Linked DNA regions of Homo sapiens: region 1 is linked to region 2. A link is a contact called in ENCODE Hi-C data. All regions are on one chromosome and are shown on one strand. Each heading gives the region's core, a stretch centred on a gene start or an enhancer-like site at or near the end of the contact. The rest is flanking DNA. Distances are from core to core; before and after follow the strand shown.

What was found. A loop is a pair of places that touch in the nucleus more often than their neighbours do. Pooled maps may share reads with other maps.
Region 1: a loop to region 2 is called in a map of naive thymus-derived CD4-positive, alpha-beta T cell, with 18 times the contacts of the local background. The contact joins the promoter of SLC25A42 here to the promoter of PIN1-DT in region 2. A Hi-C loop is called at or near these places in 2 of 168 maps with a recorded cell type or tissue (breast epithelium and naive thymus-derived CD4-positive, alpha-beta T cell) and 1 of 50 pooled maps.

The regions. Positions count from the first base shown.
Region 1 is chr19:19,059,927-19,067,052 of GRCh38, reverse strand. SLC25A42 (solute carrier family 25 member 42) reads right to left here and starts at 3,059. Exons shown (of 8, transcript NM_178526.5): 1 at 2,938-3,059. LOC124904655 (a long non-coding RNA gene) reads left to right here and starts at 3,528. Exons shown (of 3, transcript XR_007067160.1): 1 at 3,528-3,863; 2 at 4,902-5,009; 3 at 5,903-6,227. RefSeq lists silencers at 2,888-3,157, 3,418-3,587.
Region 2 is chr19:9,830,160-9,836,604 of GRCh38, reverse strand. It overlaps PIN1-DT (PIN1 divergent transcript), which reads left to right and starts at 1,590. Exons shown (of 2, transcript NR_183873.1): 1 at 1,590-1,741; 2 at 1,927-2,526. PIN1 (peptidylprolyl cis/trans isomerase, NIMA-interacting 1) reads right to left here and starts at 1,287. Exons shown (of 4, transcript NM_006221.4): 1 at 1,203-1,287. The coding sequence starts at 1,260. RefSeq lists silencers at 996-1,215, 1,246-1,585.

The DNA of each region.
Region 1 (7,126 bases), core at 1,810-4,309, 9.2 Mb before region 2:
TTTTACTTGGCCCTTTTTTTTTTTTTTTTTTGAGACAGGGTCTAGCTCTGTCGTCCAGGCTGGAGAGGAGTGCAGTGGCATGATTATAGCTCACTGCAGCCTTGAACTCCTTGGTTCAAGCAATCCTCCCACCTCAGCCTCCTGAGTAACTGTGGACTACAGGCATGGCCAGCAAGACAGGGGGGTCTGAAGTGTCTGAGCACGGCTGGAGCCCAAATACGTTCAATGTGTATTTAGTACATGCTGATGCATGCATCTATCCATTGCAGCTCTGTTTGTAAAAGCTAAATATGGGCTGCAGTGGCTGGGCGCAGTGGCTCACGCCTGTAATCCCAGCACTTTGGGAGACCGAGGCAGGCTGATCACAAGGTCAGGAGATCGAGACCATCCTGGCTAACACAGTGAAACCCCGTCTCTACTAAAAAAATATGAAAAAATTAGCCGGGTGTAGTGGTGGGTGCCTGTAGTCCCAGCTACTCAGGAGGCTGAGGCAGGAGAATGGCTTGAACTTGGGAGGCGGAGCTTGCAGTGAGCCGAGATCGCGCCACTGCACTCCAGCCTGGGCGACAGAGCAAGAATCCAACTCAAAAAAAAAAAAAGAAAGAAAAAAAAAATATGGGCTGCAGCTTAAACAGCCATCAGTAAGGGACTGGCCTTAGAATGCATATGTCTGCTCAATGCAAATTTACCAGTGGTTTAAAAGGGGTGGGGGATATATACCTCCCCCGACCCCTTTCTGCCACCCCAGTCATAGACTACCTCTGGAAGAAAACATAAGAAATTATCAACAGCAGGTGCATCTGAGGAGGAACGGGGTACAGGCTGGGGAAGACCTGACTGATTTCTACTATGTGACCTTTTGTACTGTTTGATTTTTTCTTTTTAACTATATAATAGGCCGGGTGTGGTGGCTCACGCCTGTAATCCCAGCATCTTGGGAGGCTGAGGCGAGCAGATCACTTGGGGTCAGGAGTGCGAGACCAGCCTAGCCAACATGGTGAAACCCCGTTTCTATTAAAAATACAAAAATTAGCTGGGTGTGGTGGCACATGCCTGTAATCCCAGCTACTCAGGAGGCTGAGGTAGGAGAACTGCATGAACCCAGGAGGCAGAGGTTGCCGTGAGCCGAGATCACACCACTGCACTCCAGCCTGGGCAACAGAGCAAGACTCCGTCTCAAAAAAAACCCAAAAACTATATACTCAATGATCTTGCCAAAGTTTATACACATGTACATATATAACACACACGAAATATGTATATATAAAATATGTATATAAACATATGAATATTATAGGTACATGTACATATGTGTACAACACACACACATATACATACATATATACATACATGCCCATATATGTTTTAAATGACTCCTATTGAAGTTGGACAGAAAACCCAAATGGCTTCAGTTTCCACAGGAGAAGCTGAAGGTGACATGACCCTCTGAAACATTCTGGTACCGTCTTTGCAGGGAGCGGTGGGAGGGGGTAAGAAACGCTCCAGGAGCCTTACAGGAAATGGCACGTTATTGCTTTTCAACAACAAAGCCACTGTCCTCCTTCTATGCTGCATGCTTGCAAATCAGACTCAAGGGAACTAAAAAATTCCAGAAGAATCATTCCTAGCACCACCCAGGCTCGTTTTGCAGGTTAGCTTTAAACAGCTGAAACATTAGTTTGCCTCACTCTAAAGAGTGTTTCCTTACTCTTTATCGGCTTCAAGGGCCCAGGGAGTGTCGGAGAGGGGTCCCGGGTCTGCAAGAGCTGGGAGCCCCGGCCCCGGCAACCCCCTCTCCGGCATCCTGCAGGAGGCACCCAAGATGATGAGCCCCCCTCCTCCGGCAGCGTCTCCACCGCCAGCCTGCCCCAGGACTCCGAGACACACGCTTGGCAGAGGGGCCGTCCCTTCCAGCTAAGCCTTTCCGGACCCAGTCAAAGTCACGACTCCTGCCAATCCCTCTGAGATAAACATAACAGATGGGCCCAAACGCGGTGGGTCCACAGCAGAGGGTCAGCGATGCCCAGGGTAGAATAGGCTCTGCCTCTAGCATTCAAGTGGTTTAGGTCTGTGGCTGGTAAAATGGAGATGATTCCGGTTTGGTCTGACAGATGGGATTATTCTAAGGTCCGGAAATCACTTTATAGACTGTCAAGCACTGTTAGAAATGAACACTGGGGTAAGCTTTTGTTTGGGGAGGGGAGGGTGCAGCGATCCTGAGATACCAAGGCTTGGGGGACTATTGGAGGACCTGGGGGATTCGGGGGGATTATTACAGAGGGTGTGCGAACACAGGTGCACGTGGAAGAAAGCCCAAGGTGGGAGAGAGAAAAGGGGGAGACAGAGGTGTGGGGCTGCCAGGGCAGAGGGCAGGTGCCAGGGGGAAGGTCCCTGAGAAGAGAGACACAGGTTGCTGGGGGAGTGGGCACGAGAGTAGCGAGCAGATACCTGGATATGAGGAAAGGCAGTGGGGGACGGGACTAGGTCCAGGTGTGAGTTGCGAGGCCATGAGTTAGGAGTCACAGGCTCAGGTGTGGGTGTGGGGGTGTCATCGACAAGGACAGACTCAGGTGATGTGGGGGGTGTTCGTGAGTGGGGGCGGGTGTTCGTGAGTGGGGGCGCGGTGTCAGGTGTGTGAGGGGGATGTCAGACCCAGCTGTGCGGGGCGCCGGGGACAAGGCCCCAGGGGTGTGGGAGATGTCAGCAAGGACAGTCTAAAGTGTATGGGGGATGTCAACGAAAAGGGACGTGGTGTCAGGCGTGCGTGGACTGCGGGTGACGGGCTCAAACCTGGATGCAGTAGCCCCCAGGGGGCAGTAGACGTGGAGTGTGGGGTTGGGGGGGGTCTTTAACCTCTTCCTGCCCTCGCGACGCTACTGTCATGCCCCGCCTCATCCGCCCCTCGCCCCGGGATCCATGACAGGACCCGTGCCTCACCTCAGTTCAGCCCGACAGGCGCGGGCCGCTGACGCTTGGGCCCCCCCGGCGCCCCCCGCGCCCCCTCACCGGCCCGGACGCGTCGCCGCCGCCGCTACCTCCAGCCGCCACGGCCCCGCCTCGCGCACCCCCAGAGCGCGCCACGGGAGGGGTCCACGCCACGCCCCGATTGGCTGCTCCCTGGCCAGTCAGCGCTGGAAGCGACAGTGATTGGCGAGTATGAAGCAGATGGGCAGCCCCTAAAGCCAATCGCTGATTGGCAGAGGTGGGGCTATTGGGAGAGGCCTGGGGTGCCTGAGTGGTCCCTCAGGGTGCTAGGCGCTGGGAGGCGAGGGCCTGGAGGCAGGCGAGGATTGGAATCTTGGCAGAAAACAGGCAGAACTGTCGGCCAATCGCTGGGGGCCAGGGGCGGGGCTACGAAGAAACTGGCGCTACCGGTGGGGCAGAGGCGAGAGGAACGGAGGGCGTAGCTTGGGGGGAGACCGGGATTGGCCGCAAAGCCGAAGACTGGCAGGCCCCGCGGCCAGTCGCAGCGGCCGTGGGCGGTACGCCCCCAGGGGAGGGCTGGAGCGTTCAAGGTGCAGTCCGACCCGGAGCGCGGCAACCCGACGTGGCCTCGGACGCCTGGCGCAGGGTCCCCTGAGGCTCTCGTGTAGAGCCCGCCCTCTGGCCACCTAGCACAGAAGCGGATGTGAACTTGGACCATCAAGGCTGAAGGACTCCTGGATAATTCTCTATCCCCTTACTCCCCACTAATCCCCTGCAGACGACACGGAGAGGGCAGATTCGCTGGAGGTCACTCTGAACTGCCCTCTCCATCTCGAGGTGGTGTGAAGACATGGAAATAAGGGGCGGAATCCTACTGAAACGCGCTGCGTGGTTTTCTGAGTGTCTGACCTCTCTGCGTCCCAGCTTTCCCCGCCACGGTATCCAGTGACATCCCTGTTGGGCCTTCTCCCTGCCAAGTCTTTTTTTGAATTAACTGAATCTTAACCACAATCCCATGAGGTCAGAGAGACCACTGGCTCCTTTTACAGAAACCAGAGCACAGAGAGGTCAAGCTCCTTGCCCAAGGTTACACAGCATTCTCTGGTTGCTAAACCAGAGAATGAATCTAGAGCAGCCTGCTTTTTGGAAAGAGTGTGTCAGAGAAGAGCCACTGGGGGCCTCAGAGACCTGGGTTTGAATCCTTGTCCAATCACTGGCCCACCACACAACCTTGGGCAAAAGCCCTTGTGAGCCTCAGCTGTTTCATTTGGAAAAGAGGGGGGAAAATGATTCCTATGCCTTGATCTTTCCTCTCTGGGGTTGCTTCCCTGGGAAAATTTACAACTCAGCTCTCATTTTAATTATCTGGTGAAAGCATTTGACCCTGAGCAGGTCATGTGCGGCCTGTGAGCCTCAGCTCCTCTGTGAAGTGCAGAAAAATGCCGGCAGTTTAGGGAGACACCTGCCATCCCAGGCATGGCTGTGTCATCGGCACCTCCCCCGAAGCCACTCTGTTCTATGACTCACCCTTCATCTTCAGGATGGAGAGGGCTACAAATGTTTCCAGATACCAGCTCTTATTTCCTCTAGGTGCTGGCCAGGGTTGGTGGAGATCAAGTTCAGAACCAGGGAATCCTGGGAGGGAGCAAGGCTGAAACCAACCTTAGAAAGGGCTCACATTTCAGGGCTGCACAAGCCCCTGCTAAGTGTGTGATCCACAAGTTTCAAATGGGGAGGATGTGACGGGAAATCACTAGCCCAAGGCCATCATCAAACTCCTGATATTCTCACGATATGCCTACCTGGACCTCCTCTCCCATACCTCCCACCTGTGGTTTGCTTCCTGGCAACTTCCAGGATCTGGCCTCCATTCTGCCCTCCAGAGAAGAGGGGGAAGCTGAGGTCAGTTGAACATCAATTGGGTGCCAGGTCCCCACTGGGCTTTCTCCAATACCATCTCCCCACCTCACTTCCAGGTGGACGTGACAGTGCCCACTTAGCAGATAAGAAAACTGAGCCTATGGTGGAGAATATTCCTTGGTGGAAGGACCCAGGGCTGAGTTTGAATCCCTGCTCTTTTTAACGTAAGTAATGGCCAGTAACAGCCACAGGACCTTCAGCAAATAACACAAGCTCCCCACTTCAGTTTCCCGGCTGTCTCCTAGGGCTGATGTGAGCATTGATGAAATGGAAGCAAAACACTTACAATGGCTTCGTCCACAGTAAGCACTCATGGAAGGCTGGTGATGATATATTGTTCTTCTCTGGGCCTGTTTCCCTCTCTGTAAATAGCGCTTCATGGACACAGACCAACTATGGGCGTGGCTTGCCACACCAAGAGGGAGATATCTACGCCGAGGAGCGCCCACTCCCAGTGCCCACCTGCCAGGCCCTGGGAGGGGGAGGTAACAAAGCTCCTGGAAGGTCCCACAGTGCCTCCAGGGACAGAGCCAACTAAGGCAAAGGTCAGGCTCTGGCCCAGCCTGGGGCTGCCTCTCTAGCTTCTGCTCGTTCTTTAGCAGGCTGGCGCCAGCCAACCTCCCTACCGCCTTCCAGCAATGGCAGGCAAAGCACCTTGGCAATAGCAATGGACACCCCCACCATGGGCACTCATGTAAGCCCAGCTAGGGTGCCCAGGATCTCGGCTCTTCTGCTTTGGCTGGCCAGCCCTGGACAGGACACTGCCTCTTCGCCCTCCAGTCTCCTCTACCTCTTGGGGATCCCAGGAATCATCTGTGAGCCAGGCCCTGGCACAGCGTCCAGGCCTAATCACCTGAGGCCCAAAGGCCTTTTGCCCAAGGTCAGGTTAACAGCTTTGGAAAAAGATGAGGGGCCTGGAGGCAGGCCAAGCTGTGGTCTCATCCCACCGCAGCCCCTCAAATGCCCATGAGTCTATTTCCTATCTGGAAAATGAGGTTTAGTCCAGCCTCTGGGAGATGTATGTTCACAACAGAAAAAATCTGTGTTCCTTTCCCAGGAGCCCAAGCCCATCCCTGGCTGGAGGGAGACATCCTGAACACAGCAGTGACAACAACCAAGCCTGGCTGGGGTCAGAGTGGCCTCATTCACCTCCCAAGGCTCAGATAAGTCAGGCCACTTCACCAAGAGCCTACAGTAGCAGAGGCGTGGCCTGAACACACTCGCACCATCCTTGCAGCAGGCTCCACCTCAGCCCAGGTCTCGATGTCATCAAGGAGGACAGCAAAAGCTACTTAAGAGAAGGCCAGGGCCGGGTGCGGTGGCTCACGCCTGTAATCCTAGCACTTTGGGAGGCCGAGGCGGGCGGATCACGAGGTCAGGAGATCAAGACCATCCTGGCTAACAAGGTGAAACCCCATCTCTACTAAAAATACAAAAAAATTAGCCGGGGGTGGTGGCAGGCGCCTGTAATCCCAGCTACTCAGGAGGCTGAGGCAGGAGAATGGTGTGAACCTGGGAGGCAGAGCTTGCAGTGAGCCGAGATGGCGCCACTGCACTCCAGCCTGGGTGACAGAAAAGGGAAGGCGACGGGGATGGGGGCTGGGGGGAGTTATGTTCTGGACATCCCCTGAAGCGCGCCTTTCTAGGGGCTGTGGCCCTCCAGTGTGCCAGATCTAGCCTGAGTTCAGATGAGAAGGCCGAGGCTCACAGACGGGAGGTGATATGCCTGAAGTGGCCGAGGGGGGATGGAAAGCCAGGCCATAACCCCAGGGAAATGTGAGATCTTTGGTGAGGGGCCCCCACCCAACCTGAGGCTGTCCAAACATGCTAGCTGCATCTACTGAAGACACCCACTTCCTTGGGCTAAGGTGGGAGGGACAGATAAGGCAGAACCACCCCTTCCTGAAGAAGCCTGCAGCTTGGCCCAGGCCCAGGGGAGGACGCTGGGGCCACCTGGCAGGGACCTCGAGTGCTTGTCAGTTTATTCAGGTGAACACTCAAAAACACTGACGGGAAGCTGAAGGCACAGCAAGTGGGGACAGGGGCCTCCCTGCAGGGAGCCAGCCGATGGTGGGGGCAAGACAAACAGGAGAGTTCACAAATGAGGTGACCTCAGATGGGGCCCAGTGTCAGAGCCAGAGCACATGAGGTGATGAGATGGGGGTCTCTCCTGGAGAAGGCAACGTGAGCTGAAACCTCATGTGCTAGGAGGAGCCGGCCACGGGGAAGGCCAAGGGAAGGGCACTTCTAGGCAGAGGGCATGGCTTGTCACATGGGGGCT
Region 2 (6,445 bases), core at 341-2,840:
GACAGTTCGCCTGGGTGACATGGAGTGTCACCCATAAAGGAAGCCATCAGGGTTGAACTGAGCAGAAACAGCAGAAATGGGCCCAGAGCTGGGCAGAGCATCCGGTTTATGCTGGAGGTCCCAGCCACAGGCCAGGGCTAGAGCAGGGTGGGCGAGAGCGCGGGTTCCAGGTGCAAATGCAGCTGAGCTACTGACTCACTCTAAAACCTTGGCAATGGGCTCTAATCTCCCTGCACCTCAGTTTTCTCATCTGAAAAATGGGGAATAGAGAATAAGGAGATCAAACCTCATGGGGTTAATGAGGAGAGTCCATGTATCCAAACAGTTCACCAGAACCTGGCACTCAACCAAGGAGAATTATTATTGCAAATGCGATTGCTATGGGCTCTAGAGGCAGCAGAGTGACTCGGGACCTGCCCACAGATGCTGGGCCTGCTCCTCAGGAGTTTGCAGTGACACGGGGAGGGGGATTTGTAGGCAAACTGCCTAGGTCCTAATCCAACCCCCGGCCCCTGAAATGAATGATCTTGGACGAGTTCCTTCAGTTTTCTGACCTCAGTTTCCTTGCTGGTAAGGTGGAAGTAATAACTACCTGGCTCCCAGAGTTGCGGCAATTCAGAGAGAACTTAAAGCGCTTGACACAGAGAAAAACATGCCCTGTTACTGGCAATATTATCATTGTGGCTAACCCTTAAATCGGGCCTAAGCACAGGGGCCATCGTCTGGCAGAATGTCACGGGCGATGTCGCAGACTCAGCATTAGGTGTACACAGTAGGGGTGTTAGCAGGGGTAGGTTGTGGACCCGAGGCCGGGCAACACCCTACGCCCTTTGCAGGGTACTGGGGTGTCTCCCTCCCAGGGGTGCCCCCGGGCCCAGCAAGGTGCAGAGACGTCCCCCGGGGTGTCAGGTGCATTAGGCCGAGAGGTATCAGCCGGGCCGGCAGGGCCAGGGCCATCGCCCCGGACTCCCCGGACCCTCACCCGCCCAGCCCCCTGCCTCAGCTTCCTCAGGCTTCCCGGCGGCTCCTGAGGCTCGCAGTCCCCACAACAGGGCGGGCCGGGGCCGTTACCCCGGGGACGACGCGGAAGAGCCAGGACCCCATGGGAGGGAGGCAGCGCTGCCGCCGCGCCCAAGGGGCGAGCTCGAGCCCTGCTTACGCGGGCCCGCGCAGTCCCGCCCCAGCCCCGACCCCCGCGGCACCTGAGCTGCGGCTCATGCGCTTCTCCCAGCCGGGCGGCAGCTTCTCCTCGTCCGCCATCTTCCCTCCTGCCGCAGCGCCTGCTCCGCCTCAGCTGCGCCGCCTGTCGCCCGCGCCCGCCCGCCGCCGCTGCCTATTGGCTAGACGCGCTCTGCAACGGGGCCTGGCGGCGACGCCCATTGGGCTCCCTAACGGTCCGGATTGGCTTTCTGGCCTTCTATTGGGTAGAAGAAAGGCTGGGCGGACCCTCCCACGTTATCCCTGCGCCCCGCCCCCGGCCAGCCTCAGCCTGGCCCCGCCCACTCGCTCTCCTCGGCTCCTGAGTGGTCCGAAGCGACGCGGGCCCGCCCTTCTCAACGCCCTTTAGCGAGCGCCAAAAAACTCCCGACCCCTTCTTGGCGCGCGTCGCCGCAGAGCCCACCCAGGCGGGATAGAGCTTATGGATTGGCTAATGCCGCAGCAACTCCCGCCTGCCTGAGCTGTTCCCGGAGGTCCGCAAGCCCCCAGCCCTCCCATGCGGAAGAGTCTGGCTGGTGCAGAGGTAACGGCGGTCCAGGAGGTACTTGGGCGGGGCGGTGCTGCCTCTGCTGTTGCCATAGCAATGCAGTTGCCTTGGAGATGAGCACCTAAGTACCCGATGCTTAAATTTGGCTCCTCCATCCTCCCTCTTCCCACCTGTTTCCCACAGATGTCCAAAGCTAACCCAGCCTCTTTTATTTTTTGCAGGGCTCAACTTTTCCCTAGGCTCTGGACCCAAAGGCCTTCCACGTCCTTTGGAACCTGCTTACTTCCTTTATTCCCTCGCAGTCTGGCTCCTTCCTCCATCCTGGGTGACCAGTGGGTGCCGACATTGACATTCATATAAGAACACGGAGGAGGTGCAGGTGGGAGGAGATGGGCTCAGTTTTAGCCAACTTAAAATAGAGTCTGCAGAGCCCGTGGGACACAGGGGAGGTATTTGGGGACCCAGAGTTGGGGAACTGTGGGTAGATATGGGAGTTGAAGACACTGACAGCAAAGGGTGCAACTACAGTTCACCTAGCATAGAACCCTATGTGACCGTTAAAAAGAATGAGGCTCAGTGAAGTGAACTCATAGGGAAACCTGCCCACAACAAATTAGACGCAGGATGCAGTAGAAGGCTAAGAGAAGTCTGGAGCCAGACTTGGGTTTAAAGCCTGGGACTGACACTTGCTATGCGACCTTGAACTGATTACTTAACGTTACTCTGTACTTCGGTTTCCCAATCTGCAAAGCGGGGATAAGCAATTACATCCTTCTGTTTGATGTGAACATTAAATAAATTAATCCACATAAAGCACTCAAGCCAGGCTCGGTGGCTCACACCTGTAATCCCAGCACTTTGGAAGGCCGAGGTGGGTGGATAACCTGAAGTCAGGAGTTCGAGACCAGCCTGGCCAACATGGTGAAACCCTGTCTTTACTAAAAATACAAAAATTAGCCAGGCGTGATAGTGGGCACCTTTAATTCCAGCTACTCGGGTGGTTGAGACAGGAGAATTACTTGAACCTGGAAGGCGGAGGTTGCAGTGAGCCGAGATCGCACCACTGCACTCCAGCGTAGGTGACAGAGCGAGACTCCATCTCAAAAAACAAAAAAAGTTTAAGTTTTAATAGAACATTTTTTACAAGTATTAGCATAATATTAAAAAGATACTTTTTATAAAGATAATTTTAGACATGGGCAGTTACAAAAACAGTAGGGTTTTCATGTACCCTTCACCCAAACTTCCCTAATATTAGCGTCTTAAATAAACAATAGAACAGAATTCTCAACCAGTAGCGATTTTGTTTCCCAAGGGACATTTGGCAACATCTTGATACATTTTTGGTTGTTACAACACCTTCAGACATTTTGGAACAGGAGATACTACTGGCTACTGGCATTTAGTATTAGATGCCAAGGATGCTGCTAACATCCTTCAAGGCACAGCCCCCACCAAAAGAATTATCCAATCCAAGGGCTGAGTGTGGTGGCTCACACCTGTAATCCAGGGCTTTGGGAGCCCAAGGCAGGAGGATCGCTTGAGCCCAGAGTTGGGGACCAGCCTGGGCAACATGGCAAGACCCTATCTCTACAAAAATAATTCACTGGGTGTGGTGGCACGTGCCTGTAATCCCAGCTACTTGGGAGGCTGAGGTGGGAGGATCTCTTGAGTCTAGGAGTTAAGAGGCTGCAATTAGCCATAATCTTGCCACAGCACTCTAGCCTGGGTGACAGAGGGAGACTCTGTCTCAAAAAATAAATAAATAAATAAAAATAAAAGGCTGGGTGCGGTGGCTCACGCCTGTAATCCCACCACTTTGGGAGGCCAAGGTGGGTGGATCAAGAGGTCAGGAGTTCAAGACCAGCCTGGCCAAGATGGTGAAAACCCATCTCTACTAAAAATACGAAAATTAGGTGTGGTGGCGGGCGCATGTAATCCCAGCTACTCGGGAGGCTGAGGCGGAGAATTGCTTGAACCCCTGGAGTGGAGCTTTCAGTGAGCCAAGATCGTGCCACTGCACTCCAGCCTGTCTCAAAAAAAAAAAAAAAAAAAAAAAATCCAACCCAAAAAAGTCAACAATGCCAAAGCTTAGAAACCCTGCTATAATATAATTATCAACACTAAGAAACCAATATCAATATAATACTATTAACTAAACCACAAATTCCCCCCAATCCTGTTTTCCCACTAGTGTTTTTATGTTCCAGGATGGGTGCTCACTGTTCCTGGAGTGTCACTGTTTCTGGTCCCTCTAAGTGGATAGAGCAAGGAAATATACATATGTATACACACATCTATATGTATCAATATATCTGTTAAACGAAAACCATGAATTCAGACTGATGCCTCCAAATCCAGTCCTACAAGGTTCATTTTAAGCATTCCCATCTCCTGTTTTATTTGTAACTTCCTTCTCCACAGTGAGACACCCAGCTCTCATTATCTACAAGTTTACTTATTTGTTCAACCCTGTTTGTGTGTATTACATGGGCCCATGTGCCCACACCCACACACACAAAAGTAGTTTCAAAATTGCTAAATCATGGCTGGCCCAACGGCTCACACCTATAATCCCAGCACCTTGGGAGGCTGAGGCGGGCGGATCACTTGAGCTCAGGTGTTTGAGACCAGCCTGGCCAACATGGTGAAACCTTGTCTCTGCTGGAAATACAAAAAATTAGCCAGGTGTGGTGGCTCGTGCCTGTAGTCCCAGCTACTTGGGAGGCTGAGGCAGGAGAATCGCTTGAACCCGGGAGGCAGAGGTTGCAGTGAGCCGAGATTGCACCATTGCACTCTAGCCTGGGCAAAAAGAGCAAAACTCCATCTCAAAAAATAATAATAAAAAATAATAATTAAAAAAAAGCACAGAAAAGCAAACTATGGAATGTCATATAAATATTACGGGACATATAATTATCCCCGTATGATAAAAACTCTAGGTTATTCCAGAAAGTTTCTAGAGTCACTCAAATGTATTAATGCCCACCACTGGTGGGAGGAGTGGTATAAGAAATAAGAAATTCAGGGCCGGGCGCAGTGGCTGACACCTGTAATCCCAGCAATTTGGGAAGCTGAGGTGAACGGATCATGAAGTCAGGAAATCAAGACCATCATGGGTAACATGGTGAAACCCTGTCTCTACTAAAAAAAATTAGCTGGGTGTGGTGGCATGCACCTGTAATTCCAGCTACTCAGGAGGCTGAGGCAAAAAAATCACATGAACCCAGGAGGCGGGGTTTACAGTGAGCTGAGATCATGCCATTGCACTCCAGCCTGGGCAACAAGTGTGAAACTCCATCTCAAAAAAAAAATTTTTTTAATTTAAAAAATAAAACAGGACAGGAGCAAGGTTGACACAAAGAACTGTGGCCAGGGGAACAGAGGGACAGTTGGTCTCCTGTCTACTCACACCTAGAGGAAGAATACAGCAAATAACATTATGTGCCAGGCATCCTGCTATTCTAATTGCGTGGTCTCATTGAGATGTGGGTGCCACTGTAGTGCTCATTTTTAGAGGATGAAACTGAGGGTCGCAGAGGCTGAAATCCCACTGCTAAGGATCAATCAAAATTCAAATCTAGTCGGTCTGACTCTTGAGGCTGGGATCATGTAGCCACACTTATAGTGCCACACTGCCTCACTGTCTACTATCACGTTTTGTCTTGAAAAGAAGTGCTAGGGCCAGGCATGATGGCTTGTGCCTATAATCTCAGTACTTTGGGAGGCCAAGGCTGGAGGATCACCTGAGGTCAGGAGTTCAAGACTATTTTGGGCAACATAGGGGAGACCCTGTCTGTACAAAAAATTTCAAAATGCCAGACGCGGTGGCTCACGCCTGTAATCCCAGCACTTTGGGAGGCCGAGGAGGGTGGACCACTTGAGGTCAGCAGTTTGAGACCAGCCTGGCCAACATGGTGAAACCCCATCTCTACTAAAAATACAAAAATTAACTGGTGTCATGGGGCACGCCTGTAGTCCCAGTCTCCTGCCTCAGGTGAGGCAGGAGAATTGCTTGAACCCAGGAGGCAGAGGTTGCAGTGAGCTGAGATCGTGCCACTGCACTCCAGCCTGGGTGACAGAGCGAGACTCTGTCTCAAATAAAATAAATAATAATAATAATTTTAAAATTAGCTGGCGTGGTGGTACACACTGCCCAGCTACTTGGGAGGCTGATGCAGGAGGACTGTGTTGAGTCCAGTTCAGGGCTGCAGTGGGCTATGAACATACCACTGCATTCCAGCCTGGGTGACAGAGCAAGATCCTGTCTCAAAAAAAGAAAAAAAAAAAATGCCAGGAACTGTGGATGTTTAAACATGCTTTAAACTCATTTATACCTCCTCACAATATGCCGATTGAAAGCAGACATGAAGTAAACGCAATTATTTCCAGTGGATAAGGAAGTAAAGGCTTACAGAGGTTAAAAAATTTTGCCTAGTGTCACTCAGCTGCTTGGTGGCAGAGCTGACATTCCACACATGGTCTGTGTGATTTCAGAATCTGAATTCCTAACAATTACATCTACTGTCATTAGCCGGAGGTTCTTTGGTTTATTAGGGTGACAATAATCCCAGAGTCTCTTGACCTTCAGACACCCACAGCAAACCCCAGAGCTCTCTCTGGGCTCCCACACAGACTCCCAGCCTGCTGGTCTACTCTGCCCTCATGGATCCAGTTGATCAGAGCTCTTATTTTAGCAGCTGCATGCTGATGGTGCAGTGATGACCAAACAGCGACTGA